2 separate regions of the Homo sapiens genome follow, and region 2 is linked to region 1. A link is a contact called in ENCODE Hi-C or POLR2A ChIA-PET data. All regions are on one chromosome and are shown on one strand. Each heading gives the region's core, a stretch centred on a gene start or an enhancer-like site at or near the end of the contact. The rest is flanking DNA. Distances are from core to core; before and after follow the strand shown. Region 1 overlaps LINC02204 (long intergenic non-protein coding RNA 2204). Region 2 has its middle 9.3 kb from the start of SALRNA3.

The links. A loop is a pair of places that touch in the nucleus more often than their neighbours do. ChIA-PET counts read pairs that join two places held with the same protein, here RNA polymerase II (POLR2A). Pooled maps may share reads with other maps.
Region 2: a map of psoas muscle shows a loop between it and region 1 (5-fold over the local background). The contact joins two enhancer-like sites. A Hi-C loop is called at or near these places in 2 of 168 maps with a recorded cell type or tissue (lower leg skin and psoas muscle) and 4 of 50 pooled maps. POLR2A ChIA-PET finds 5 or more read pairs at or near these places in 4 of 52 experiments (AG04450, BJ and activated CD4-positive, alpha-beta T cell).

What each region holds. Positions count from the first base shown.
Region 1 is chr15:70,564,347-70,571,244 of GRCh38, forward strand. It overlaps LINC02204 (long intergenic non-protein coding RNA 2204), which reads right to left. Exons shown (of 2, transcript NR_135691.1): 2 at 6,612-6,898. Among named protein-coding and RNA genes, the nearest start is that of LINC02204, 19 kb to the right of the region's middle. Within about 2 kb of position 5,510, at least 2 of the 41 ENCODE cell types and tissues checked have a DNase peak (open chromatin) inside an H3K27ac peak, as active enhancers do.
Region 2 is chr15:70,602,868-70,609,705 of GRCh38, forward strand. No RefSeq gene overlaps it. Among named protein-coding and RNA genes, the nearest start is that of SALRNA3, 9.3 kb to the right of the region's middle. RefSeq lists an enhancer at 1-322. Within about 2 kb of position 2,789, at least 12 of the 41 ENCODE cell types and tissues checked have a DNase peak (open chromatin) inside an H3K27ac peak, as active enhancers do.

The DNA of each region.
Region 1 (6,898 bases), core at 4,260-6,759:
GATGGGGTCATTTTCTATTTTATTCAAGTCAATCGATAATGAAAAATAAATAAAAACAAAGGACTGAGAAGGCCGTTTTCTTTTTTAAATCTCACTACTTTTTTGGAAGAAACTAATCTATTCCCACTTCCCCTCCAGTCATCACCACCAAATTAATCTTTTTATTTTTTTGATAATGTAGACATATATATAAATAATATAGGTTATATACATTCACATATATTTTAACCAAAATGCAGTTATGCTACATCTTGCTGCAATTTGCTGTTTTATCACTTAACATTTAAACTTTATCTGTGACCCTTTCCAAGTGGGTGCCTCAGGAAACCCACTGCCTCATTCTAATGCCAGCTCTGACTTCTCACAGCTGTGTGACCTCGTGCAGGCTAATAACCTTTCTGGGCCTCTTGTGCATCATGTGGATGACAACATTGCCTACTTCATAAAGTTGTTGAGAGGGTTAAATGAGGTGACATATATAAAACACTCACATCAGTGCCCAGCACAAGACAAATGCTCGGAAAACAGCTCTTACTACACAAGTCTACCTCATTTCTTTCAGAGACTAGAATTTCATTGCCTAGATATTCCTTAATTTATCTGACCCATGTTCTTTGATGGAAATTTAAACTTTTAGAAACTTGGCTCTTAAAATAAGCAGTAATACAGTGAATATCCTTGGACATATATCTTTATACATTTATGCTACAATTTTTGGAGGGTAAATTTCTGGAGGAGAGACCGCCAGATTATTCAGTAAGCACATTTTAGGTTGATACGTCTTTTACTAAATTTCCCTTCGAAGGTGTGTGGCACTTTACCAGCAGTGTGTGTGTGTTGTGTTCATTTCTTCATTCTCACCAGTTCTTTTTAACTGGACAAGCAAAAACTAATGCTGCATTGCTGTTTTCATTTACATTTCTTTAGGCATTAGTGAGGCTATCTTGTAATTGTTTCCTCTTTAATGAAGTGGTTGTATATAACGTGTGTGTGTGTGTGTGTATGTGTGTGTGTTGCCCACTTGTCCATTTTTGCTGTTTCTGATCAATTTGAAGGAATACATTCTATAGTGTGGACATTCACAGTTTTCCTGCTAGAATATGTAGCAAATACTTTCTCCCAGACTGTAATTTATGTTTTGATTTATTTAAGGTACCTTTGACAATACAGTTTGGGTTTTTTTCTTTTTAGGTGGTCCAATCTGCCAAACTTTTCTATTGTGGTTTCTGGGTTTGGTGTTAGATTAAGAAAGGCCTGGTCGGGCGCAGTGGCTCACACCTGTAATCCCAGCACTTCGGGAGGCCGAGGCGGGTGGATCACCTGAGGTCAGGAGTTCGAGACCAGCCTGGCCAACATGGTGAAACTCCGTCTCTACTATAAATACCAAAAATTAGCAGGGCGTGGTGGCAGGCGCCTGTAATCCCAGCTACTCAGGAGGCTGAGCAGGAGAATTGCTTGAACCTGAGAAGCAGAGGTTGCAGTGAGCTGAGATCACACCATTGCACTCCAGCCTGGGCAACAAGAGCAAAACTCCGTCTCAAAAAAAAAAAAAAGAAAGTCCTTTTCCCCACCACTACCCTCCCAAAACACACACACACACACACACACATATACAGTTTGTTAATAATTTTAATGTGCAGTTCTTTAATTTATCTGGGACTTCCTATTGTGCACATTACAAGGTAGATGCCCGATTTTATCCTTTTGCATGTAGATAGTGATTTCTGCCATAGCTCAAAGTGTCTCTAGACTCCAAGTGGCTCCCCTATAGGACTAAGGCTCTCTGAACTTGAGTCGGTCTAGCCTGGGCAGGAAGGTGGGCTGCCGAGGAAGCAGTTCCCTCCCCCGTCCTTCCTCCCTTTCCATTTATTGTATCCAGCGACAGCCAGTGTTGGAGGCTCCTCCACTCAGACAGCAGGGGAGCAAGAGGGCTGCCGAGAGAGCTGTGAACACTACATCACTTGAACACAGCATTACGGGAATGGTCAGAGCCTGAGCTACAGTTGTCCTGGGAACGCAGTAACTTATGTGCCCAGAGAAATCATTTTCCTGGAAGATGCATTTTAGGCAGCACGGAGGCTCAGGTGACCCTTATATCATCTGGTCACAGGTTTCTGTGGATTTACACATGCTGGCTTCCCACAACAGAAAGAAATCTAATTACCGGTGGAATAACTTACAGGTAAGGGGACCTCCAGTGGGCGCCCAGCCTGGCTGTAAATCCTCAGAGCTAGATCCTGAGGAAAGTGAGCTGGTGCTCGGACCTGGACACCTCGCAGCTCAGAGGACAGCCACCACCTCGAACCCGGGGCTGGGTGGGAGAGCAAATGGGTGGCAGAGCACATGTGGGTTTCCAGGGCTTGGAAAGGTAAAGAACATCAGACTGGGCCTCCAAATGCCTGGGCTCTTTCTGCTACTAACTGCCAGGATGACCATAGCTTCTCATTTAACATATTTTCTCAGTTTCCCTGTGCTAGATTATTGGTTAGCAGGTATTAAGCCACATCCCAGGGGCCATGTGATATACTTTAAATACATATCCCCAGTTTGCACAACAGCCCTGGAAAATGAGAATTAGGATTCCCATTTGACATATGTAGAAACAAGATCCGAGAGGTCAAGTGGATTCGTTCAGAGTGACTTTGGAAGAAAGTGGCAGAGCTAAAATTGCAATCCTCTCACCCAAGCCTCACACTGCAGCGTGTTCCACAGGATCCATGTTTGTGAGTGTGGTGGGCAGGGCCCTGTGCTGCTGGGGGACCTTAGAATGTGCATGAGGAAGCTTCCCTGGGCCTCTCACAAAGACCTTGGGGTGACTCCCAGGACTTCTCCCTTCCTTGGCCTCGGCGTGGCCTTCGCTCCAGTGACACGTATACAAGGCAGCCGTGGCCTGGTCTGCACAGTTGCCCGGCATCCTGCTCCAAGGCCTTCTGCCATGCCAAGAACCACATCCTTCTCTGGCTATGCGTAAAGATGAGAGGGCCGGGCACGGTGGCTCATGCCTATAATCCCAACGCTTTGGGAGGCCAAGGTGGGCAGATCATGAGGTCAGGAGTTCGAGACCAGCCTGGCCAACAAAGTGAAACCCTGTCTCTACTAAAGATACAAAAAATTAGCCGGACATGGGGTCATACGCCTGTAATCCCAGCTACCTGGGAGGCTGAGGCAGGAGAATCGCTTGAACCCTGGAGGTGGAGGTTGCAGTGAGCCGAGATCGCGCCATTGCACTCTAGCCTGGGCTATAGAGAAGAGACTCCATCTAAAAAAAAAAAAAAAAATGAAGAGAGTACGCAGGCCTGCCCAAACAGCCCAAACATTGGCAGGGGCCAGGGAAATTGACAAATGGGGACCACATACCATGTGTCTACATGTGTGAGTTACCACTCAGGCTGCCATCTCATAACACATGATGTTCTGCTGCTACCTTGACCCACAAATACCTTCATAACAATTTTAAAGGATGAATAAAGTTGTGGTTTTTAGATACGACTGAAAGTCTTAGCAATATCAAAGATGGATTCAATTATTGTACATGTCTGTGCAGCCCATTGATGGATGGGCTGTTGATATTTGGATGAGTAATAAAATAGAGACATAATCCATATATTATTTCATATTAATATACACTTTTTGCCTTCATTTTAGCAAAGTCTTCAAGTACATTAATCCTTACAAAACTTTGTTCCATTGATAATAATTGTCAAAGATTTAAAAATAAAGTATAACTGTATTCAAAGAGAATAAACTGTGATTATACTTTTATTTTTTAAATATCTTAAAGTTATGTACAAATTGAATATTTTTCAAATATGATTTCAGCAAGTTATTTTTCTTCTAAAATATTCTAAATTGCTATAAAAAGCAAAATATAAATCATAATTAATGGATATGAATATTTTTAACCAAAGGTACTTAAAGCTGAAACAAACATTTAAAATTAGATATTAAATATTTTTATACAAATAAAAATTTACAATTCTAGTATTCAATATATGTTTGCCAATGTTACACTTTACACGTCACGTCTTGAGCTGCATACATAGTAATTTAAGAGTAATACGAATCATTGATTATTGCAAAATATGCCTCAGCATCCATATGCAAGTGTTGTGAATTCTGTGTTCATTCTTATCTCCAGAACCAGGAATTAGAACATGCAGAGAAGCAAGAAAATGAATGTTTGGCACTACTGGGAAACAATAATTTGTTATACAAGAATCTATTGCATTCAAGCTGAGAGGAAGGATTTGACAAACTCATTAATTTGCCTTTTCTCTTACCCAAGCACTTCTGCTCAAATTCTCCCTGTTCTCCGAAGCAGTGTCTCTGAGGCTGTTGGAGTGAACAACACACAGCCTTCATGGTGTTTGATGCAGTTTTCCAGGACCCAAGGCAAGAAATGTGCGGAAGGGTTTCCCTGGGGTCTGAATGGTCATAGTCATGAGAGCTGGTCCTTAGAGTTGCAGGTTGTGCTGGGCTAGCATTGAGCTTCAGATTCTAAGTGTCGAGGCAGCCATGCGTTCTTTAGTGTGTGTGTGTGTGTGTGTGTGTGTGTGTGTGTGTGTGTGTGTGTGTGTGTGTGTGTGATATGCAGGGGCCTCTAAAGTATAAAGTGCAAAGCACAAGCTCCTCTATTCAGTGGCTCCCAGTGGTGTGGAAAAACAGAGGGTTCAGAGGAGGGTTGGGGTCCCCAAGACCACACCTAGGTTTGACATTTCTTTGGAGGACTCAGGAGACTCAGCAAAGAGTCACACTCATGGCTATGATTTATTATACCAAAAAGATACAGCGCCAAATCCCCAAAGAGAAAGGCCCTTGGGGCAAAGTCTAGAGGAAACCAGGAATAAGTTTCCAAGAATCCTCTCCCAGGGAGTTGCACAAGACAAGCTTAATTCTTCTAGCAAGGAGTAGTGAGAACACATGTCAAATGTCTACCAAGGAAGCTCATTAAAGACTCTGTGCCCAGGGTTTCTGTTGCCACTAGAGGGGGAGCTGGTTACATAGGCACCCCTATGTCCAGCACATACCGCAATTCCAGACTCTCAGAAGGACAGCGCTGTTCCACATAAAGCATATTGTTGGGACAGCTTAGGCACAGTGAGCCATTCTTATTAGGGAATGGTGGAAACCCTCCTGAAATCCAAGTTCCCAGATGCCAGCCAAGGGCCAACCTTTCAAAGCAGGCCTTTCCAAGGAGATCAGTCTCAGGCAGCTATGGTGACTCTCTGAACAAGAAGTAACTGGGGTTAAAGGTGGAGGAAGGAGAGCCCTTTTAATTTCATCCACCTTTTAAATTCCATTTCCTGAGGCAGAGGTGAAAGCCGTTGGCCTGAGCAGAATGAGCATTGGAGACCAGCTTCTGGCCTCACACAGATCCATCCAAGCTGTCACGTGCAGTCTGATGTGTTCATTTTCACCTGGAATAACATCTGCTGTGTACAACGTAGACCGTAATTTATTTATCTAGTCTCCTAGAGGATACTAACAGTATGACAGCATTTTTATTAAGCAAACCTAAACAATATGCTGTTTAAGAACGTCATAGGTGGTTATTTTTAAATGCAAGGGAATTCAGAGTAACTCTTATCTGAGGAAGGGAGGGAGCCATGGGCTGAGATCAGAGAGGAGCACACAGTTATTAGTAATGTTCTTAAGGTGGGCAGTGAGTTCACAAGTTGACTTTATAATTATAGTTCAGGCCGGGCATGGTGACTCACACCTATAATCCCAGCACTTTGGGAGGCCAAGGTAGGTGGATCACCTGAGGTCAGGAGTTCAAGATGAGCCTGAGCAACATGGTGAAACCCCATCTCCACTAAAAGTACAAAAATTAGTCAGACATGGTGGGACGTGCCTGTAGTCCCAGCTACTCTGGAAGCTGAGGAAAGAGAATCTTTGAACCCAGGAGGTGGAGGCTGCAGTGAGCCAAGTTCGCACCATCGCACTACAGCCTGAGCAATAGAGGGAGACTCCACCTCAAAAAACATAAAATAAAATAATTATAGTTCATAATTTTACATAAGTGATGAATACATATGTTCTTTCAAATGTACCAAAAATATGCACTAAAGCATTTTAACTTTTTTTTTTTTTTTTTGAGACAGAGTTTTGCTCTGTGGCCAGGCTGGAGTTCAGTGGCACAATCTTGGCTCACTGCAACCTCCACCTCCCAGGTTCAAGTGATTCTCCTGCCTCAGCCTCCCGAGTAGCTGGGACTACAAGTGTGTGCCACCATGCCCAGCTAATTTTTGTATTTTTAGTAGAGACAGTGTTTCACCATGTTGGCCAGGATGGTCTCAATCTCTTGACCTTGTGATCTGCCCACCTTGGCCTCCCAAAGTACTGGGATTACAGGTGTGAGCCACCGCACCCGGCCGGCATTTTAACTTTTTAAAATTTACCATCTGGGTAATGGTGAGGTGCCCTTCCTAACTATGGAATTCTCAGGGCTGGCTACCATCAAAACTAACAAACATTATAATTTAATTGACATAGAAACCCATTATCATCTCCAATCAAGTGACATCAAGCTTAATATTTTTTATTACTGGCTGCTCATTTTTCTCACTGAGGATCTCATTTTGTGAATGAATTCAATTTTGTGAATCAACTCAATTTTATTACTCAATATTTTATTGTTTAATTCTTAGGGGAATAACATTATTTCATTTTCAGTATCTTTATTTTTACAGTTATGCTTTATTTATGATAAATGACTCTGGTCTTCTATTTATGGTAGAGATGCAAATGCTTCCTTTTAAAATAAGTTTACACAAGCTAAAAGTTGAGACAAATTAAATACAAACATTAATCAAATGATAGCACAAGCAGTATAGGAATGTGACGATAGTTGTCAAAGAGTTGAACGAAAGTGCTGGACAACACTGGCTGGTATGCA
Region 2 (6,838 bases), core at 1,539-4,038, 36 kb after region 1:
ATTACATAAATAGCATACTAGAAAAAAAAAACTCTGTGGTCTAGGAGGTGGAGATGCTGGGATGTTTGGCGTAACACTGAGAAAGGAATAGCATTCTCAGGAGGGTGGGAATGGCAGAATGGACTTGTTATGTGAAAGCACAGAGCTCACTTTGTTTCCTCTAAGCAACCAGAGCCCATGCCCCCTGTAAGGCAATAACAATGGCACAGGACAGGGGGCCGCCAGCACCCTTTAGGAGTTCAGTGGTGGTGGCTGTTTTTTCTGGGACAGGACAGGGTTGAGGGTCGCAGATGCTGCCGTGGACCTGGGGGGCCCAGAATCCTAGGTGGGGGCGATAGGATTCCAGACAGGCTGATGCTGAGGAGAGCATTTACTCAGCAGCAGGAAGTGAACAGAATGACTGTAACAGGCAGCAAGGCTGGAGTGGCAATCAGGCCGCCCCGACCTGCGGCAATCTTGGTGATTGCCAACTGATCGTGCTGTTCTTCTGAGGGGCACAAGAGTGCTATCTGACTTATATAACAACAACTACAACAAAAACCATAGAGAGCTGGCAAGCAGAAGCTGCCATCAGCTGCCCCAGTAGAGTACAATGGCTCTGTACACAGCTTCCAGATCTAAGTCAGTTTACAGACACGGGACCCACCACTTGAAGGGGAGGCCAGATCCCCTCGAGGAAGGACCCTGTAATGCCATCACAAGTATATGTGATAAATCATTTCCTGATCCCTTCCCAAAGAGTCCTGCAGCCAGTTACTTGATAACTGCACTGGAAAAGGAGAACAATCAGACTTTTAGAGGAATTCTGGACAGGGGGGTCTGAGCTGACACTGATACCAGGGAAGCCAAAATGCCACTGGGGCTGTCCAGGTAGGACTGAGGGCTTGTGCAAGGCAGGAACTGTGGGGTGGTAGCAGGAGTGGACTCTCTCACATCATGCCCACGGTCTCCCTGCAAAATGGGGTCATAATAGTACTGTCCTCATAGAATTGTGAGAACTCAATGAGATGCTCATGAGAAAAGGCCGCATAATCAGCTTGGCCAGTGAGATATATATATATATATATATATATATATAGAAAGAGAGAGAGAGAGAGTTATATATAATATTTTATTTATATTTTATATAAATGTGTATATATATATATATATATATATATATATATATATATATATATTTGCTTTGTAGCTTTGCAGTAAGAAAACTGGTCCATAAACCATTCACAGAAAAGCCAGAAAGTTAAAGAAATACTGGGCCAACAGTCATCTTAGTTTGCCAAATGAGGGCACCACCCTCACACCCAAAGTTTCCTACAGGAAGGAGCCATGCCTTCTCCTCAGCCTTGCCCAGTAGTCCCTGGCTCCAGGCAGGCTCGGTCCTCTGCTCTCCAATCTAAGAGTTTGTTTTCCCTTGGCATCAGCGTGGAATGGCTCACACCTGACTAGGAATCAGGTGCTGGGGGCCCACCTCCTGGTTTTCCCCCAGCCAGCTGCATGATGCTGGGAAAGTTCCTCACCCCTTCTGGGTTCCTCAGTGTAAAATAAACAGGTAGATCAGAGGCTCACCAAGGCCTCTTTCATGCCCAGAACCTACAGACTTACCTAGGCCAAACCCCAGTGAACGCATCTTTGAGATCTCAGCATCTCTCAATAGAAGATGGGGTGAGCAAATCAAGAAGTTCAAAGAAACTAACCGTAGTTATAATTGCCTCCTTGCAAAGACCTTCAGAGTGTCTCAACTTACCTAACACGAATGAACAAATTGTTCCTGCTAGTGGATACCCCGCTAAGTTCTTGAGTACACACAAGCAGAGCAGAGGGGCCCTATGGGACGTTTGCTGTGGAGCCTCCGCTGTACAGTCCGTTTCCCCCCAGGAGACTTTAGCACACCTCGTTTCTCCCTTTCAGTCTGTGCTTTCAGCCGCCTTTTAATTCTTCAGCAACCCTGAACGTGCTGTTTGTGTCCTCATTGTGGTGCTGTTTGCCAGCCAGGCAGGCAGGGAGGTTCGGGGAGAGCCGGAAGCCACGGATGCCCCAGCGAGTCATGCTGTCAATTCTGTGCCTCAGTCCCGTCTAACCAAGGATAAGCCAGTACCTTGGCAGCCCAAGAAGGCAGTCCTTAGGCAGACGTCTGCTGCCCGCAGGAAACTCTCAGAGCAGCCACGCTCTCCTCTCAGACTTTTGGCAGAGCCCCCGCCATTTCTTCATGTTAATAATGAAGAAAGAAAACCCCTCAATGAATGTGCAGTGAAATGAATCTGCAATTAACTTTAAATAAGCTTAAAATCCCATCGCAATGCCCTCCCTTGGTATTTTTATGGGAAATGGTTTTCAGTAGATATGCACACCATAAAGATCCTGAAACGTACGACAGACAAAATCCTCTTAGGCATGCTAAAGGGTAATTTGGTTTTTCTCAAAGCTACATTAAAAAAATAATAATAAGGGATAGAAATAAGCCAGCTTTTAAGAAAATATTAACGGTTAACCTATAAACCATCCCCCAAAGCAATCTCCCTACTCAGGAAATTTAGCGTATGGCTTTAAAAGCTTAACCCTTTTGCTTTTTCACATCTTTATGCATCTCTTACTTAAGCGGAATCACTTAAAATCTCTTATCACAAGGGGCTTAAGAAGGCCTTTTCTTATGGATCTAAAATCAGCAACAACCCTTAGGCCAGGGGGGTCATCCTTTTCGGGGTCTGCCCGGCTGCAGTTCAGCCCCACCAGCCTGGGAGCTGCAGGCCTGACTCAAGAGGAGCAGCCGCTCCAAAGCTACAGGAAGCCCTTTTTCTTCCCAGGCCTCTGGGACAGTTTCCAGCTCTGGTTCCCAGCCCACTGTCTGTCCCCTCCCCCTGTCTGATCCCAGGCCAAACCTTGGCTCCAATAATAACAAAGAGGCCCAGAAGATGAAAAGCTGAAGTCCTTTCCCTTCCAGCTGAAGCCAGGTGTGATGCTGGCAGGGAGAGGTTCCAAGCTTGGCCAAGCCAGATGAAGGCATGCTAAAGCAATAACCCAAAAACGAGCCCCACATGGGGCCGGATGCCCAGACCTTTCACTTATTTCACTATAAATGAGTTTCCTGGGGCAAAGTAATTTCTTTCTTCAAAGAAAATCGCAGTCAAAGGCCAAAGAAGAAAAGGCGGAGCGCAAGAGGGAGGAGGTGAACTGGGGACCACAGAAAGACAGCAAGAGAGGAGCCCCTTGGTGGATATTCATTCCAGGGCTTTCCAGAGAGCTCAACCAAGCCCATAAAGAACTCGCTGGCCTGTAAATGGGCACTCTGATGTTTGCAATGATCAGCCCCAGAGTTTTGTCCAGCCTTTGGCTGACAGTGTGTTTCTCAGCAGAGAGACAAGCTGTTGGGATGTTTTTCTGACCTCCCAGAGAGCTGAACATCCTGATGCCCTAGGGACTGGCAGGCTCCCCAGGGAGGTGTCCAGATCCTAAAGAAAGACTGGAAGGGTGGGTGCAGACTGCAGGCTAGATTTGAAGGCTTCTCTCTGATCTTCCTTAGCCCTTGGTGGCTGCTTAGATATAGGGACTTGAGAAGGCAGCCTCCAGCCCTGCCTGCAGGAAACCTTCAATCTGATTTTATAATCTCAGGGTGACCTATATTTGAGCTTCTGAACCCAACCTCAAAATGAAATCCAGATGCCATGCCAAGTGCTTCTGCCTGGTCATTTAGAGTGGACAGCGCTTCAGGTTAAATCAGACTTGTGGGCTGTCCATCAGCGTGAAAAAGGGCTGATGTTTACTATGGTGGCCAGAAATAGGGACATTTCTCCCATTGCCCTTGGATATAGCTCATTCAGGTGGGCACAGGTGGCCTGGCTGGTGGCTGCCCCACTTCCCAAAGCCTGGATCTTGAGCCGCTATCTGGAACACAGCACACTCAGCTCCAGATCAACCACCCAAGCCCTCTGGTGAGCATCAAGCTCTGAGGCCCTTTGATATTTAGAGATCAGTTGCGCGGGGCGACTGAGAAGAACTGGACTCTGAGAAAGGGTGAAAATTGAAAGAATGTGGTGCTGGCGAATCTGTGCCTCGCTCCTTTCCATTCCCACCTCCTTGCCATGTGCCTCACTGCCCACTAGAAGCCAGGAAGCTAAAGAATATCTCTATGTGACACTTCTCTAGCTCAGATGTGCACCAGACCTAGCTTTCTCCCAGCAGGTGCAGATTTGGAGGCTGGGACATGCATGGGTCTACTGCACCTCCTGGCAAGCACAGCCATGGGGGCATTTGGTTTTTCAGCAGAGGGTCCCAGAGAGTCTCTGGCTCTGTGAGTGGAGCCTCAGAGAGGCTGGGGTGGAGCCTTGGCTGAGTTGGCAGGGTCTGCAGCAGGGCAGCATGGACCTGGAGCCAGAAGTTGTAGTGAGGCATCCCAAGCACAGCAGAGGCAGTAGCGCCTGAGGTGGGCCAGTTCCTCTGTGTTATTCTAGCAGGCATTTATGCTGGGTCATATGTGGAGAGTGACAGCCATCCGATGTACCTCCAATTCCTTCCAATCTTTTTTTTTTTTTTTTTTTTTTTTTTTTTGAGACAGGGTCTCACTCTGTTGCCCAGGCTGGAGTGCAGTGGCACGATCTCAGCTCACTGAAACTCCCAGGTTCAAGTGATACTCCTGCCTCAGCCTCCCAAGTAGCTGGGACTACAGGCACCTGTTACCATGCCTGGCTAATTTTTGTATTTTTTTAGTAGAGACAGGGTTTCACCATGTTGGCCAAGCTGGTCTCGAACTCCTGACCTCAGGTGATTCATCCACCTCGACCTCCCAAACTTCTAATCCTTTTATAAAAGCTAGACTTCCTCTTTGAAATCCCTTTCAGCCTGAGTTAGCTAGGGTGGATTCTGTTGTCTGCAATTAATCCCCAAATGAATCAGAAGTAAAGGGAAGAAAGCATTTCATAAAGGAGTAGCCACTCTGTCAAACACTGCAGAGACTTTAAGAGGAGCATAGGAAAGCATCTTGGATTTGTCAGCATGAAAGTTATTGGTAACCCTGATGTGCAGGATTTCCGTAGGAGGCTGGAGAGTGAATGGGAAGTGAGCAAGATGAGACAACCACTGGAGAAAACTCTTCTGAGAAGGGTTGCTGAGATGCAGAATAGAAAATGATGCAACAGCTAGAGGAAAATGTGGGCTCAAGGAAGAGTTTTTTCAATATGGGAGACTTTGGAGCATTTCACCTGCTGAAGGGATGCTGCAGAAAGAGAGGGAGATAAATAATGCAAGGAAAAGGGGATATCAAAGGAGAAAAGTCTTTAACCGCAAGGAAATAGGATCCAGAGTGAGTGGAAGGGCAGGTCGTTAAAAAAAAGAAAGAAACTTCTCCATGGTAACAACCTCTTGGCATTCAAAAGATAGAGCACAGACCAGCTGGGCTGAGGGCTTGCGTAGGGAGCTGAGAGGGAGAAGGAAGAAGAAATAAGAGGAAGCCAAATTGTAAAGAGCCTTGGATGTCAAACCAAGGAATTTAGACCTCCTCCTGCAGACACTGGTCTTTGGAAACAAATGCTTTCGGCCAGAGGATGACGTAAGAACAAATATCCAAGGGAGACCCAAACCAAGTCCACAGGAAAGAAAACCATCACCAGCCTAACTGACCTGGTGTATTGCCAGTGTGTGGGCTGGCATCAGGACAGGGGTCGAGTTTTGGATTAAGGAAAGGGCAGCATGATGAAAAGAGCTCCAGCTTTGGATTCAGATAAATCTGGGTTCAAATCCCAGTGCTATTAAGCTGTGAAACTTGGGGAAAATTATTCAACTTTTCTGCACCTCTTCTGTAAAATGTGAAGAATTCCTCCTGGAATGAATGTTGTAAAGATTAAATGAGATTACATACCTGGTCTAGTAAATGCTTAATGAATAGTAGCTACTGAATCTGAATTCCTGGAAAAGGCACCTGGGGTCTACATTTTTAACACCCTCTATGAGGTGACTCCACTGTTAGGCTGTGGGGCCTACACAAAAAAGAAAAGCCCAGAAAAACTTGTCTTGGGCTTTTCTCATGACTTGGTAGATAGTAGGTGGTCAGTAAGTATTTGTTGAGTAATTAGATAAATAGATAAACAAATAATAAATAGAATATATATAGATAGAACTGGCTGTAAAAATTTATAGTCTCAATTTGGAACATTAAAATTTAGAATGTTGGTCCAGTGTGGTGGCTCACGCCTGTAATCCCAGCACTTTGGGAGGCCAAGGCGGGCAGATCACAAGGTCAGGAGTTCGAGACCAGCCTGATCAACATGGTGAAACCCCGTCTCTACTAAAAGTACAAAAATTAGCCAGGCGTGGTGGTGTTTGCCAGTAATCCCAGCTACTCAGGAGCCTTAGGCAGGAGAATCGCTTGAACCTGGAAAGCGGAGGTTGCAGTGAGCCGAGATCGTGCCACTGCACTCCAGCCTGGGTGACAGAGTGAGACTGCGAGACTCTGTCTCAAAAAAAAAAAAAAATTAAAATGTTAGTCTGGCATGGTGGCTCATGCCTGTAATCCCAGCACTTTGAGAGGCCAAGGCAGGTGGATCACTTGAGGTCAGGAGTTCAAGACCAGCCTTGCCAATGTGGTGAAACCCCATCTCTACTAAAAATACAAAAATTAGCCAGGCGTGGTGGCACACACCTGTAATCTTAACTACTCGAGAGGCTGAGGCAGGAGGATTGCTTGAACCCGGGAGGTGGAGGTTGCAGTGAGCCGAGAAGGTGCCTCTGCACTTGAGCCTGGGTGACAGAGCAAGCCTCCATCTCAGGAAAAAAAAATAATAACAATAATCAGGCTCTTAAGGGCTTGGAGGCCAGATTGTGCCTCCTCCAGTTTCATCTCTTTGGGCAA